Linked DNA regions of Homo sapiens: region 2 is linked to region 1. A link is an interaction called in ENCODE POLR2A ChIA-PET data of the cell type or tissue named here. Cell type or tissue: OCI-LY7. All regions are shown on one strand. Links, peaks and the distances in the headings refer to the core of each region. The heading gives the core; the rest is flanking DNA.

Region 1 (6,390 bases), core at 2,145-6,144:
CGCTGGGTGAGGCTTGGAAACACTAAGCTAAGGAGAGCATAGACTTTGTGTTGAAGAGCTCAGGGCTGGGGAGGTCAGTGTGTAGAACAAATGGCAGGTTGTTTTTTTTTTTTATTATTGTTGTTTGTTTGTTTGTTTTTGCTCTTGTTGCCCAAGCTGGAATGCAATGGCGTGATTTCGGCTCACTGCAACCTCCTTTTCCTGGGTTCAAATGATTCTCCTGCCTCAGCCTCCTAAGTAGCTGGGATTACAGGCATGCAACACCACACCTGGCTTATTTTTTGCATTTTTAGTAAAAACGGGGTTTCACCATGTTAGCCAGGTTGGTCTCAAACTCCTAACCTCAGGTAATCCACCCACCTAGGCCTCCCAAAGTGCTGGGATTACAGGTGTGAGTCACTGCGCCCAGCACCTTTTTTTTTTTTTTTTTTTTTGTGACAGAGTCTTGCTCTGTCTCCCAGGCTGGAGTGCAGAGGCACAATCTCAGCTCACTGCAACCTCTGCCTCCCAGGTTCAAAGGAGTCTCCTGCCTCAGCCTCCCGAGTAGCTGGGATTACAGGCACACACCACCACACCCGGCTAATTTTTGTATTTTTAGTAGAGATGAGGTTTCACCGTGTTGGCCAGGCTGATATCGAACCCCTGACCTCAAGTGATCCACCTGCCTTGGCCTCCCAAAGTGCTGGGATTATAGGCATGAGCCACTGCGATCAGCCTACAAATAGCAGATATTGTGTGATAGAGTTTGTCAGGGACCACAAGACAGACACACACTCAGTGGTACAGCTGCTCCGAGTTCTGTTTCCAGGGGATGATAGGTCATCCACATGCCTGGTGGGAAGGATGGAGCTGGTGTTGGGGTCAGGATTGGAGAGGCTGATTCCTAATTCACATTCATTAGTGGGTTCCAACAGCTGGATCTTGTTTTCCACCTGTCGTGTGAGGAAGTTTACCCTTCTTTGTTATATCATGTCTTGTGCACCACTTCTCAAGGTTAAGGACATGGCCAGATCAACTCTGAAGAAATTCCCCAGGGTTGAGGGCTGCCCCTTGGGAGCAGACAAAGGAGAGAAGAGATGATAACCATTAGACCCGCTGGAAAAAGCTATTCAGAGCTTAAAAAAATGAAAACAAAACCACAAAAACCTCATCTATGTCCAGTGTTTTTTGTGTGCATATTCTGGAGTATCATTTTTAATTTGATCCTGAAAACTGCCTTGTGAAGGTGGGGAGGATGTATTGTTGACCCTACAGGCTCAGACAGCAACAAGGCCAGAATCACATAGGTTGTAAGTTGCTGAATGGGAGCTGCAAGTCCAAGTCTTTGACTCTAAATCCAGCGCTCTGTCCAGAGCCCCGCTGCTGCCTCTGTTGGCAGCTGAAGCTGTCAGTCTGCTGCCCCCTGCCCAGTTCAGACAGGGTGGCTGGAAATGGACCAAAGGATGGAAAAAGAGAATAAGAGCGGACTTGAAGGGAACTGAAAGTATTTGTTAAGGGGAAAGCAGAAGGAAGAAAGAAAGAGGCATGAACCCTGGGGCCTGGCCTTGAAGCACAGTGTTCCAGGGGAGGGGGGATGCCGCTGTCCCCACCCCTCCATGGGGGCCTAAGCAGATCCAGAGCTGCCTGGCCTTCCTGGAGGGTGGCGTCCAAGCATGGATGGGAAGGCAGCAAAAATAGGCCCATGTCACTTCTGGGAGAAGACAAAAGAGGGAAGAGAGGACTACTATAGAAAAGTAGAAAAAGAGGAAGGGAGGGAATCTAGGCATACAGATCGGAAATGTGGAGCAAAACAAAATTTTTTTTTTTTTTTTTGAGACACAGTGTCGCTCTGTCACCTAGGCTGGAGTGCAGTGGCGTGATCTTGGCTTACCGCAACCTCCACCTCCTTTGCTCAAGTGATTCCCCTGCCTCAGCCTCCCAAGTAGCTTGGATTACAGGTGCACGCCACCCAGCCTGGCTAATTTCTCTATTTTTAGTAGAGGTGGGGATTCACCATATTGGCCAGGCTAGTCTCGATCTCCTGATCTCAAGTGATCTGCCTGCTTCAGTCTCCCAAAGTGTTGGGATTACAGGCGTGAGCCACTGTGCCCCGTGTGAAACAAATTCTTATGAAACAAATTTAATTTACATGTGCTTAAACTTTGGTGTCAACTTGCATGGAATCCCCAGGCTTGCTAGATTTTTCTAGTGCCTCCAGCCCTTAGGTCTCTTCCTATGTTCTCTCAGCTACTCCTCCTTTCCTTCAACACTGTTAGCCGCTTATCCAGGGCCCTACGTTTCAGCCCACTCCTCCTCCAGCCCCTCTCCACTCCACCTCCACAATGTCTGTTGGAATGGAACAGTTGGGGATACTGGCTGTTTGGCCCCCATGGGGGTCTCTCCATATAGGATTCAGAGAATTGGAAGACTTCTTGGGCTGAAGCAGAGAACGGGATGCAATTTTGAAACTGGCTTTGTGAGTCACTGTGAACTTCAAGCACCCTCCCACTTGAGGTAAGCTTCACCAGTTTGGCTTGTGGGAACTGTCAGACCAGCTCCAGGCGCTGGGGCTTTCTCAGTGGCCTTGTCAGCTCACAGCAGGCGTTAACAGCCTCTAATTGAGGAAACTGTGGCTGGACAGGTTGCAAGGCAGTTCTGCTCCCCATCGTCCTCTTGCTGACTGGGGACTGCTGAGCCCGTGCACGGCAGAGAGTCTGGTGGGGTGGAGGGGCTGGCCTGGCCCCTCTGTCCTGTGGAAATGCTGGGGCAAGTGGTCACCCTCATACTCCTCCTGCTCCTCAAGGTGTATCAGGGCAAAGGTAAGGAGGTCCTACCTGGCGTGGGGCGAGGGAGGGACTAGGAGCTGTGCCCCTCAGGGAGATCAGAGCCAGAGCCTCTGCTTGTGCCACATACACAGTCATCTGGAACTTGACTCCGAGCAGCTCCTGACAGCTCTGACAGTCTAAATCAGACAGGACAGGCTGGCAGTGCACTGGGAGGTCTGTGAGAGGGGTATCTGGCCCTGCCACCAGCAATCCAGGAAGTCTTGGGTGAGGAGATTCCTTCCCACTGGCTTCAATTTACCCTTCCGTGTAGTGGAGAGAGAAGCCTCCTTCCAGCCGCCTGTAAAGATGATGAAAATTGCATCCTCCAATTGTGGCATGAGAGAAGAGAAGCAGTCCCAAGGAAGTGGGTGGTTCTCGAGCTCAGAGACAGATGGATGGACCCCTGAGGCAGGAAAGCTGAGCCCAGGGAGGGGAGGGCGAGGCCAGCAGCCAGGAAGAAGCTGGAAGGCATGGTCCCTCATCTCCCCGGCTTCTTCAGCCATCCAGATGCCACAGGAGCCTGGAAATTATTAGGGACATGCAGGGTTGGGGCAGAAGAAGGAGACAATATGAGGAAGCTCCACAGCAAACCTAAAGCTGTCAGCCAGGCATGGAGCCATCTAACATTTACTCCTGGGGATCCCAGCTGAGGGCTGCTCCCCTCTTTCTCCAGTTCTGGGGTCCAGGATGCTCTGAAACCTGGATCCCGCATTTAATTTAATTGAATTAATTTATTTATTTCATTTTTAATTTTTATTTATTTATTTATTTTTTGAGACAGAGTCTCCTTCTGTCACCCAGGCTGGAGTGCAGTGGCGTGATCTTGGCTCACTACAAACTCTGCCTCCCGGGTTCAAGTGATTCTCATGCCTCAGCCTCCCGAGTAGGTGAAATTACAGACGTGCGCCACCATGCTTGGCTAATTTTTGTATTTTTAGTAGAGACCAGGTTTCACCATGTTGGCCAGGCTGGTCTTGAACTCCTGACCTCAGGTGATCTGCCCACCTTGGTCTCCCCCATCCAAAGTGCTGGGATTACAGGTGTGAGCCACCATGCCCAGCCAGGGTTCTGCATTTTAGATCAGTGACTCTGCAGGGGCTTCACGGAGGTGGAGAGCGTGGAATTAGAGGAGGGTACACTCTGGGCACAAAGAGGGGAAACTGAGGCATAGTGTTGTGTGGGTTCAGGGCCAGGTAGAAGCCCCATATGCAATAAAGTCCCATGCCCAGGTACTCAATTCAGTTACCGAGTCCCTGAGCATTCTTGTGTCCTTCAGGAAGACACAGTCAAGGCTCAGGTGGACTCAACATTTGTAAGGATGCAGGCAGCCTAGGGCAGAGCATGATGAGGAACAGGGAGCAGGGAGGGAGGAGTGGAGCCTGCAGCTCTTGTGGGTGGGTTGGGGGGCCTAGTGGCCCAGGATTCTAGGCAGGAGAGCTAGGTTGGAACCTGGTCTAAGGATCCTTGAATGCAGCTCAGACAGCCGAAGGAGGACTGATGGGATTGGTGCCTGGCTGTGGGGATGAGAGTAACAGAGAAGCTGAGGTTATGACCCTGAGGTCATGAGCCTGTGTGACAGAGGGCAATGCTCCCTCCACCCCCATTCCCAGGGCTTCAGCACCATAGCTGGGCTTGGCTATGCCGGCCCTTGCACGGTGAAGCTGGTGAGTGACTTGTTAGGCACAGGGAGGGATGGACTTGGGTCTTCCTGAGCTGCTTCCTCCTCCATCCTGTGTCTATAGGGCAGGCCTGGCATAAGTTGACTGAAGCTGCTCTATTTCTTTAATTTTTAAGCTTTTTAGTTTGAAATAATTGTGAAGTTCCAGGGAAGCTGCAAGAATAGTTCAAACGATTCTTGAATTTCTTTCATCTAGATTCACCAATTAACATTTTATCACATTTACTTTATTTCTCTTTCTCTAGCTGTATGTATATGTGTGTATAAATGTACAATAATTTTTGCTGAACCACTTGAGAACAAGTTGTGACATTATGTCCCCTTACTCCTAAATATTTTAGCACTTATATCCTATGAACAAAGACATTCTCATGTTACTACAGCACAATTGTCAAATTCAGTAAATTTAACATTAATACCATCAAATATGCTTTCCATATTCACATATTACCAATTGTCCCAAGAATATGCTTTATTTTTTTTTTTTGCTGACCCAAGATGCAATCAAGATCATGTATTACATTCAGTTGTTATGTTTCTCATGTTCAGTCTATGACCATACTTTAACCTTTCTTCATCTTTCATGATATTGCATTCTTGAAGAAGACAAGCCAGTTGTTTTGTAGAGGGTTCCTTAATCTGGGTTTGTCTGATGTTCCCTCATATGATTCAGGTTATCATATGCATTTTTATTTATTTTATATCATCATTATTATTATTTTTTAGAGATGGAGTCTCGCTCTGTGGCCTGGGCTGGAGTACAGTGGTCCAATCTCGGCTCACTGCAACTTCTGCTCCCCCGGGTTCAAGTGATTGTCCTGCCTCAGCCTCCCGAGTAGCTGGGACTACAGATGCATGCCACCAAGCCTGGCTAATTTTTGTATTTTTGGTGGAGACAGGGTTTCACCATGTTGGCCAGGCTGGTCTTAAACTCCTGACCTCAAGTGATCCACCCACCTCCGCCTCTCAAAAGTGCTGGGATACCAGGTGTGAGCCACTGTGCCCGGCCTATTATTATTTTTCAAGAGAGGATCTGGTTCTTTCACCCAGACTGGAGTGCAGTGGCATGCTCACGGCTCACTGTAGCCTCGACCTCGCAGGCTCAAGCCATCCTCCCACCTCAGCCTCCCTGGTAGCTGGAACTAGAGGTCTGTGCCACCATGCCTGGCTAATTTTTTTTTTTTTTTTTGTAGATACAGGGTTTCCCCATGTTGCCCAGGGTGGTCTTGAACTCCCGGGCTCAGGCGATCCACCTGCCTCAGTCTCCCAAAGTGGTGGGACTACAAGTGTGAGCCATCATGCCTAGCCATCATATGCATTTTTAAAATTATTTTTTCTTTAAAAAAATTTTTTTCTGTGCCCATTGACAGCAGATATTATATGCATTTTTGACAGGAATACCACAAAAGTGATACTGTGTCTTTTTCAGCGCATCCCATCAGGAGTCATATGATGACAGTGAAATTTAAAAAACCACTTTGTTTACTGAATAATTTAACAGGAGTACTATTTATGTAAGATGTGCATATAACTCTTGAGCATTGCGAAATTCTTCCAAAGACTTCTTCTTTCATGCAGAGTAAAAGCCATGCATTTTACAATGGTGCGTGACCTGGCGTCCAAGACCCACTCCTCTTTGTCTCTCCTCTTGCTCACAGCATTTCAGCCATGTTGCCTGCTGGTCCTGGACCTCGCTCTCTGTTGTATCCACAGTTTTCTCTGCCTGGGATGCTGCTCCTTTGCTGGCTACATGGCCTCTTCCCTCAACCCCTCAGAGTTTTGCTCAAATACCTCCTTTTCAGTGATGCCTTCCCCACTGAAAATGTCAGCCTGCCATTCTGCAAACTCTTAGCTCTCTCTCCACTTAATTTTTCTCCATAGTCCTCATCTCCATTTATGTTCCATCCT
Region 2 (7,788 bases), core at 1,930-5,929, 110 kb before region 1:
CAGCATTCCTTTTTTTCTAAGTCTTCAAAATCCAGTGTATATTTAACACTCACAGCTCATCTAAATTTGTATCCTAAACTTCCATCAGAAATAGTGATATAGGAGTTGAAAAGAAATTATTCAGGCCGATAGTGAGGGTAAGGAAGTCCTGGATAAGGGTTCCTTTTAATTAAAAGCAGCCTCTAAATCATTTCTTTACGAACAAAGAGCCGCCTGTAAAATCGAGCTGCAGACACAGATAAGCAAGCTGGAAGCTTGCACGGGTGAATGTTGGCAGCTGTGCCAATAGGAAAAGGCTACCTGGGGGCCAGGCTTGTTCAACATGGAGGCTCCATCTTCCCTTTTCTTGTCAACAACGTGTACGATAAGGAGCAGACAACATGGCACCGGCCAGGTAGAAAATCCATTTGCATAATAAAAATGTTAGGGTGAGGCTGGGCGCGGTGGCTCACGCCTGTAATCCCAGCACTTTGGGAGGCTGAGGCGGGCGGATCACCTGAGGTCAGGAGTTCGAGACCAGCCTGACCAACATGGAGAAACCCAGTCTCTACTAAAAATACAAAATTAGCTGGGTGTTGTGGCGCAAGCCTGTAATCCTAGCTACTCGGGAGGATGAGGCAGGAGAATTGCTTGAACTCTGGAGGCAGAGGTTGCAGTGAGCTGAGATTGCGCCATTGCACTCCAGCCTGGGCAGCAAGAGGGAAACTCCGTCTCCAAAAAAAAGATTAGGATGGCTTGGCCAGCTCTTCCGGGGCTATGTAAACATCACACCTGGTCCAACCAATCTTTGGGCCCTCCTCCTCAAGCTCGTCTGTAAAACCTGTGCATTTCTCCAGGAAACCAGAAGACCCAGCCAGGCGCCCCAAGACCCATTCTCTTTTCTCTTTCTTCCGCCTATTAAACCTCTACTCTTAAGCTCACTCCACACGTGTCCGTGTCCTTGATCTCCTTGGCATGAGGCAACAATCCTCGGGTATTACCCCAGACGAACGGGACTGCTTCAATAATTGATCTACATTTAGGTTTCATAAAATTTACAGTTGAAAAAGTTGTTCCAAATAAAAGTAAAAACATACTTAAAACTTTTCCAATAACTGAACAGAGTATTGGTTCTTAAAATAAAATATTTGGTGCCTTATCCACATTTCACGTGCTCAATAATCACAAGTGGCTTGTGACTACAGAATCAGACAGTGTAGAACTAGAGAATTCCATAATCCGTGGGCGTCTCTGGGACCACACTTCTGTACGACATTGAAACAACATTCATTTATCCCTTTGCCTTTTTTCCAAGTTTAGGATAATTTTTTCTAAGAGTTCTGAGGGTATATTGTTTACCTTGATTAAAAAAAAATACTATTGGGATATAATTCCCATACCATATAAAGCACCCATTGTAAGTTACAATTGAATGCTTTTAAGTGTATTTACAGAGTTGTGTGACCATTACCACAATCAATTTTAGAACATTTTCATCACCCTAAACAGAAACCACCTCCCCATTAGCTGTCACGCTCCATTTCTCTTCTCTCCACCATAGTCCTAGGCAACTACTAATCTTCTTACTTTCTGTCTCTATGATTTGTCTATTTGTCTATTCTGGACTTTCACATGAGTGTTTAGTCTGTTTTGTAGCATGTATCAGTGCTTAATTTCCAAATAATAATTATATAGATTTGCCGTATTTTATGTATCTGTTCATCGGTTGATGGACATGTGTGTTATTTCTCCAGATTCTGTATATTGACTAACACACATTCTCAGCTGGGGTCACTCATGTGGCTGCATTCAGCTGGAAACTGGGCGGGGGTTCCTCAGCTCTCCACCACATGCCTCTGTCCATACGGTGTCTCATCCTCCAGGGCCTCATTACATGGCCCCTCTTTTTTCAGCAATATACCTTGGACTTCCTTACAACATGGAGGCTGGGTTCCAAGAGAGCCAAACAGAAGGTACCACTTCTTATGGGCTAAACTGCACCTTCATTATTGCCATGACATTCTATTGGTCAAAGAAGATCACAATGTCAGCCCATATTTAGGGAGAGGGAAAAGGACTCCACTTCTTTTCCTTTTTGAGATGGAGTCTCACTCTTGTTGCCCAGGCTGGATTGCAATGGCAGGATCTCAGCTCGCTGCAACCTCCACCTCCTGGGTTCAAGCGATTCTCCTGCCCCAGCCTCCCAAATAGCTGGGATTACAGGCGCCTGTCACCAGGCCTGGCTAATTTTTGTATTTTTAATAGAGACAGGATTTTGCCATGTTGGCCAGGCTGGTCTCAAACTCCTGACCTCAGGGGATCCACCTGCCTCGGACTCCCAAAGTTCTGGGATTACAGGCGTGAACCACCACACCCAGCATGGACTCCATTTCTTTAATTTTTTTTTTTTTTTTTTTTTTAAAGAGAAGGTCTCACTCTGTCACTCAGGCTACAGCCTCAACCACCTGGGCTCAAGCAATCCTCCTGCCTTAGCTTCTTGAGTACCTGGAACTACCGGCATGCACCACCATGCCCAGTTAATGTTTATTTTTATTTTTTGTAGAGTCAGGGTCTCACTATGTTGCTCAGGTTGGTCTTGAACTCCTGTCCTCAATCAATTCTTTCACCTCAGCCTCCAAAAGTGTTGGGATTACAGACGTGAGCTAGGGCACTGGCCAGGATTCTTCTCGATGCGAGGGAGGAGTGTTATGTGTGTATAGGGAGGGGAGAGATTGTGGGTGACATCTTTGGATTCTGTCTACTACATCCACATTTACCTTTCCTCCTGCAATTAGGCAGGGACTTTCACTAGTTTTGGACAAGGGGCTGTGAGCAAAAGCGACATATTTCATTTCCAAGCTGAAGCAAAAAAAAAAAAAAAAAAAAAAAAGGCCTGCACAATCTTCCAGATCTATTATCTCCTTCTGAAATCAAAAAGGTTTGATGGTAAAGTTACTGAGCTGCTCCATGGGAGATAGTTACCCTGGGAGTCACTCAGACGGGCAGCAGAGTTTGCATAAGCAACCAATAAACCTCTGTTATGTTAAGCTACTGGAGTTTTGAAGTTGTTGGCTAGGGCAGCATCACAGAGCCCATTTTTTTTTTTTGAGACTGAGTTTCACTCTTGTTGCCCAGGCTGGAGTGCAATGGCGCAATCTTGCCTCACCACAACCTCTGCCTCCTGGGTTCAAGCGCTTCTCCTGCCTCAGCCTCCTGAGTAGCTGGGATTACAGGCATGCGCCACCATGCCCAGCTAATTTTGTATTTTTAGATGAGACGGGTTTCTCTATATTGGTCAGGCTGGTCTCGAACTCCCGACATCAGGTGATCCACTTGCCCCGGCCTCCCAAAGTGCTAGGATAACAGGTGTGAGCCATCGTGCCCGGCTGCACAGAGCCCATCTTGATGAAAACACATGACTTATGTCCTTACTTTGCCTCTAACCCTGACATTGATGCTCCTACAGCTCTACAGTTTGGCTCCTTGCCTCATCTGTTGCCCCTTTATACTGTTGCTTCCGACTTCTCTGGGTGAACTTTTGCCTAATACAGCTTGGTCCTGGGACTTTACACCCCTGGTGGTTGGTGTACCTGCCAGGTTGGCCCTGGATTCTCCCCAGGACCTGTCACAGAGAACAGAGGGAAGTTGCAGCCAGGTAGTTGAAGGTTCTTGTGGCTGAGTAGGCAAAGGGATGCCGCGAAGTTTTTTTTAATTTGAAGAGGGATTTGAGGTAGAAAAGAGTTTGAAGAATAATTTGCTAATGAGAGCAGGATCTATGGCAGACTGGCAAAGTTGAAGAATTATCAGTAGGTTCACGCCAAATGTGGTAATAATTAGATTTGCATAATGCTTTTTATCTAAATTTTCACTTATAACATTCCTTGTTTATCTTCATAGTCCTATAAGATAAGCATTATTCTCTCTTTGTAGCTTGAAAGTCAAGGGTTAGAGAGGCTAGTGTTTTGCAGTATGTAAGAGGCAAAACAAGTACTTTGATTACACTCATCAATTCATTTATGCAATCTTATTTGATTTAATTAACATCCCTTTTTTGAATCCTGCTAGACTAGAGCTCCCAAGCCTTTGCATCATGGGACACACAGGAGGATACTCTTTGCCTGGTATTTCCAGGGCACATGCTCTTTGGTGTAGCCCATAGAGAACACTCTCGGATGGTGGGTGTTATGCCTAAAGTCTTTTGCCAAGATAATAAGAACTGAATTTAAGTATACAGAAAGAGCCACACAAATAATGTTTAAATATAATTTTAACTGGAGTAAAAATCTAAATGCCTATGAAAACACAATTTTAGATTCTGTATCACTATAAAAAATTTACAATCATCAGCATCTCCCGGGACACCTGTAACCTGTTTATGCCATACCAGGGTGCTATGATACATGAGCTCAGAAGCTCTGGGCTAGACACTGTACTCTGAACTGAGAGCACAAAGATGAAGGAGACAAAATCCCTATCCAGCAGAATTAAGTCCAACAGGAAAAGACCAACAAAACAATTCTTACAATGGAGTTTAATAAATCTGGTGATGGAAATATATTTAGGGTGTGTCTACCTCAGTCTATGGGGGTGAGGCTGTATTAGCCATTCCTTTTATTTTCTGATACTTTGACATCTTCACCTTAAACCTTGCTGACCCTGGACAGACAATCTCTCCTAGGTTTGGCTGATTCTTAGAGATAGCAAACAACTTGCCTGTGAGCATGCCTTTCATATGCAAAACGACCAATCCAGAGCCCATGCAACCAACTCCTCCAGCGAGGCTCGTATTCTGGGTTGCTATGCATCTGCCCTAATCATCCAGTGCCAGATACCAGACAACGAGGGACAGCCCCTGTGCCCCAGAGCCTGATGAAATTATTCAAACTAGCCAGGCCTAAACTTGCTCACCCTCCCTTGCCTATTCCTTTCTTCTTGTGAAAACCACAATAAAGGCTCTAGCCCACTTTCCCCCCTTGCTTTCACTGCCTCCTGACTCACCCCGGTGTTTCCCATGTAGCTCTGCCTCCTGCCATTTGCGTGGCATGGCCCCTTCCCTTGGGAACTGTGAGTATGACACTCTATCTTTCAAACTGCAGTTGTCTCCTGATCTATTTATCTTTCCATACCTAAATTATCATAAAAACCTATATTTTAACACAACTTGGCCAGGTGCCCTGGCTCATGCCTGTAATACCAGCACTGAGGGAAGCCGAAGTGGTTGGATCACGTGGTCAGGGGATCGAGACCATCCTGGCCAACATGGTGACACAGGGTCTCTACTAAAAATACAAAAATTCCCTGGGTGTGGTGGCGCGTGCCTGTAGTCCCATCTACTCAGGAGGCTGAGGCAAGAGAATCGCTTGAACCAGGGAGTCAGAGGTTGCAGTGAACTGAGTGCAGTGGCGGGATCTTGGCTCACTGCAACCTCCACCACCCGGGTTCAAGCGATTCTCCTGTCTCAGTCTCCTGAGTAGCTGGGACTACAGGCATGTGCCACCATGCCCAGCTAATTTTTTATATTTTTAATAGAGACGGGGTTTCACCATGTTGGCCAGGATGGTCTCTATCTCTTGACCTCAAGTGGTCCGCCCACCTCGCCCTCCCAAAGTGCTGGGATTACAGGCGTGAGCCACCGAGCCCAGCCAAGAGGGGAAGGTTTAAGACTTTAAGTGATATGTGGGAAGCAGAACCAACAGGATTTGAACCTGAGCCTTCCAACTCATAGCTTGAACTGGTGGTCAGTACTATTCTTTTTTTTTTTTTTTTTTTTGAGACGGTCTTGCTCTGTGGCCCAGGCTGGCGTGCAGTGGCGCAATCTCGGCTCACTGCAAGCTCTGCCTCCTGGGTTCACGCCTTTCTCCTGCCTCAGCCTCCTGAGTAGCTGGGACTACAGGAGCCCGCCACCACACCAGGCTAAATTTTTTTTGTATTTTTAGTAGAGACGGGGTTTCACCGTGTTAGCCAGGATGGTCTCAATCTCCTGACCTCGTGATTCTCCCACTTCGGCCTCCCAAAGTGCTGGGATTACAGGCGTGAGACACTGCACCCAGCCAGTGGTAGTACTATTCTTAGGCCCAGACAAAAAGGGCACCTGATTTGGGTCCTGTGCTTTAGAGGGCACTGCTCTAGTGTCCCTGGCCAAGCCCCTTTTCATAGAGTGAGGAGTGCATCCAGGTGTATCTTCTCTGCCACCTGGAGACAGCCTGCCTGCAGAAGTAAAGAATGGACAAGATACGCAAAAAGAAGAGCTGGAGATGGAGGGGCCTGATGATCTCATCTGAGTCTTGTACTTATCCCATCACACCCTGACTTTATCACCAGAATGCTCAGTTACATAGCTAATTAATTGTGCCATTTTTGTCTATGGTGGGTTGACATAGATTTATATTACAGATGTCTCCAGTGGTTCAACCTATGATTTTTTGACTTTATGATGTTCTGAAAGCAACATGAATTCAGAATATTCCTGGACTTACAGTGGAGCTCTGTTTAAATAAACTCATTATAAGTTGAAAATATCATAAGTCTAAAACACTCCTTTGACTCGTAATTTTTTTTTTTTTTTTTTTTTGAGATGGAGTTTCGCTCTTCTTGCCCAGGCTGGAGTGCAATGGTGTGATCTTGGCTCACCGCAACCTCCACCTCCCAGGTTCAAGCGATTCTCCTGCCTCAACCTCCCAAGTAGCTGGGATTACAGGCATGTGCCACCATGCCCGGCTAATTTTGCATTTTTAGTAGAGATGGGGTTTCTCCATGTTAGTCAGGCTGGTCTCGAACTCCCGACCTCAGGTGATCCACTCACCTTGGCCTCCCAAAGTGCTGGGATTACAGGCATGAGCCACCGCGCCCAGCTGACTTACAATATTTTCAACTTCCAATGGCTTTATTGGGATGGAGCCCCATGGTAAGTTGAGGAGCACCTGTACCTTTGATGAAAATTTCCTGACTACATAATCATTCAGTGGGTTCATCCTGTCCACTGCACAGACAAAATCAATTCACTGGGACCACAGCATTGCAGTAAAGAAAGAGTTTAATTGATACAAAGCCGGCCATGCCACATGGGAGATGGAGTTATTACTCACATCAATCTCCCCCAAAATTTGGAGGCTAAGGTTTTTCTTTTTCTTTCTTTCTTTTTTTTTTTTTTTTTTGAGATGGAGTCTCCCTCTGTCGCCCAGGCTGGAGTGCAGTGGCGCGATCTCGGTTCACTGCAGGCCCTGCCTCCCAGGTTCATGCCATTCTCCTGCCTCAGCCTCCCGAGTAGCTGGGACTACAGGCGCCCACCACCATGCCCGGCTAATTTTTTGTATTTTTTGTAGAGACTGGGTTTCACCGTGTTAGCCAGGATGGTCTCGATCTCCTGACCTCATGATCCACCCGCCTCAGCCTCCCAAAGTGCTGGGATTACAGGCGTGAGCCACCGCGCCTGGCGGGTTTTTCAAAGGTAGTTTGGTGGGCAGGGGCTAGGGTATGGGTGGGTGCTGCTGATTGGTTGGGGATGCCATGTGGAAAATGGTTCATGCACTGAGTCTGCTTCTGGGTGGGGGCTATAGGACCAGTTGAGTCAAGAGTCATGAGTCCAGGTGGGACCATCTGGTCATCAGAAATGCAAAATTCTAGCCTAGGCAACACAGTGAGGTTCTCTGTCTACAGAAAAAAAAAAAATTAGCCAGGTATGGTGGTGCATGCTTGTAGTCCTAGCTACTTGGGAGGCTGAGACTGAGGTGGAAGGATCACTTGAGCCTGGGAGGTTGAAGCTGCAGTGAACCATATTCGCACCACTGTACTCCAGACTGGGTGACAGGA

Evidence for each region. Peaks named below come from ENCODE experiments on the same cell type or tissue, not always from the same donor. Only the 100,000 strongest peaks of a DNase experiment are listed, where the experiment ranks them.
Region 2: POLR2A ChIA-PET joins it to region 1 with 23 read pairs; 3 of 35 experiments call an interaction of 5 or more read pairs at or near these places.

The regions. Positions count from the first base shown.
Region 1 is chr1:160,859,025-160,865,414 of GRCh38, reverse strand. CD244 (CD244 molecule) reads left to right here and starts at 2,528. Exons shown (of 9, transcript NM_016382.4): 1 at 2,528-2,798. The coding sequence starts at 2,738. RefSeq lists an enhancer at 2,663-2,712. In OCI-LY7, for the core only: no CTCF peak of the experiment used is centred there; no DNase peak of the experiment used is centred there.
Region 2 is chr1:160,968,923-160,976,710 of GRCh38, reverse strand. No RefSeq gene overlaps it. Among named protein-coding and RNA genes, the nearest start is that of ITLN2, 18 kb to the right of the region's middle. In OCI-LY7, for the core only: no CTCF peak of the experiment used is centred there; no DNase peak of the experiment used is centred there.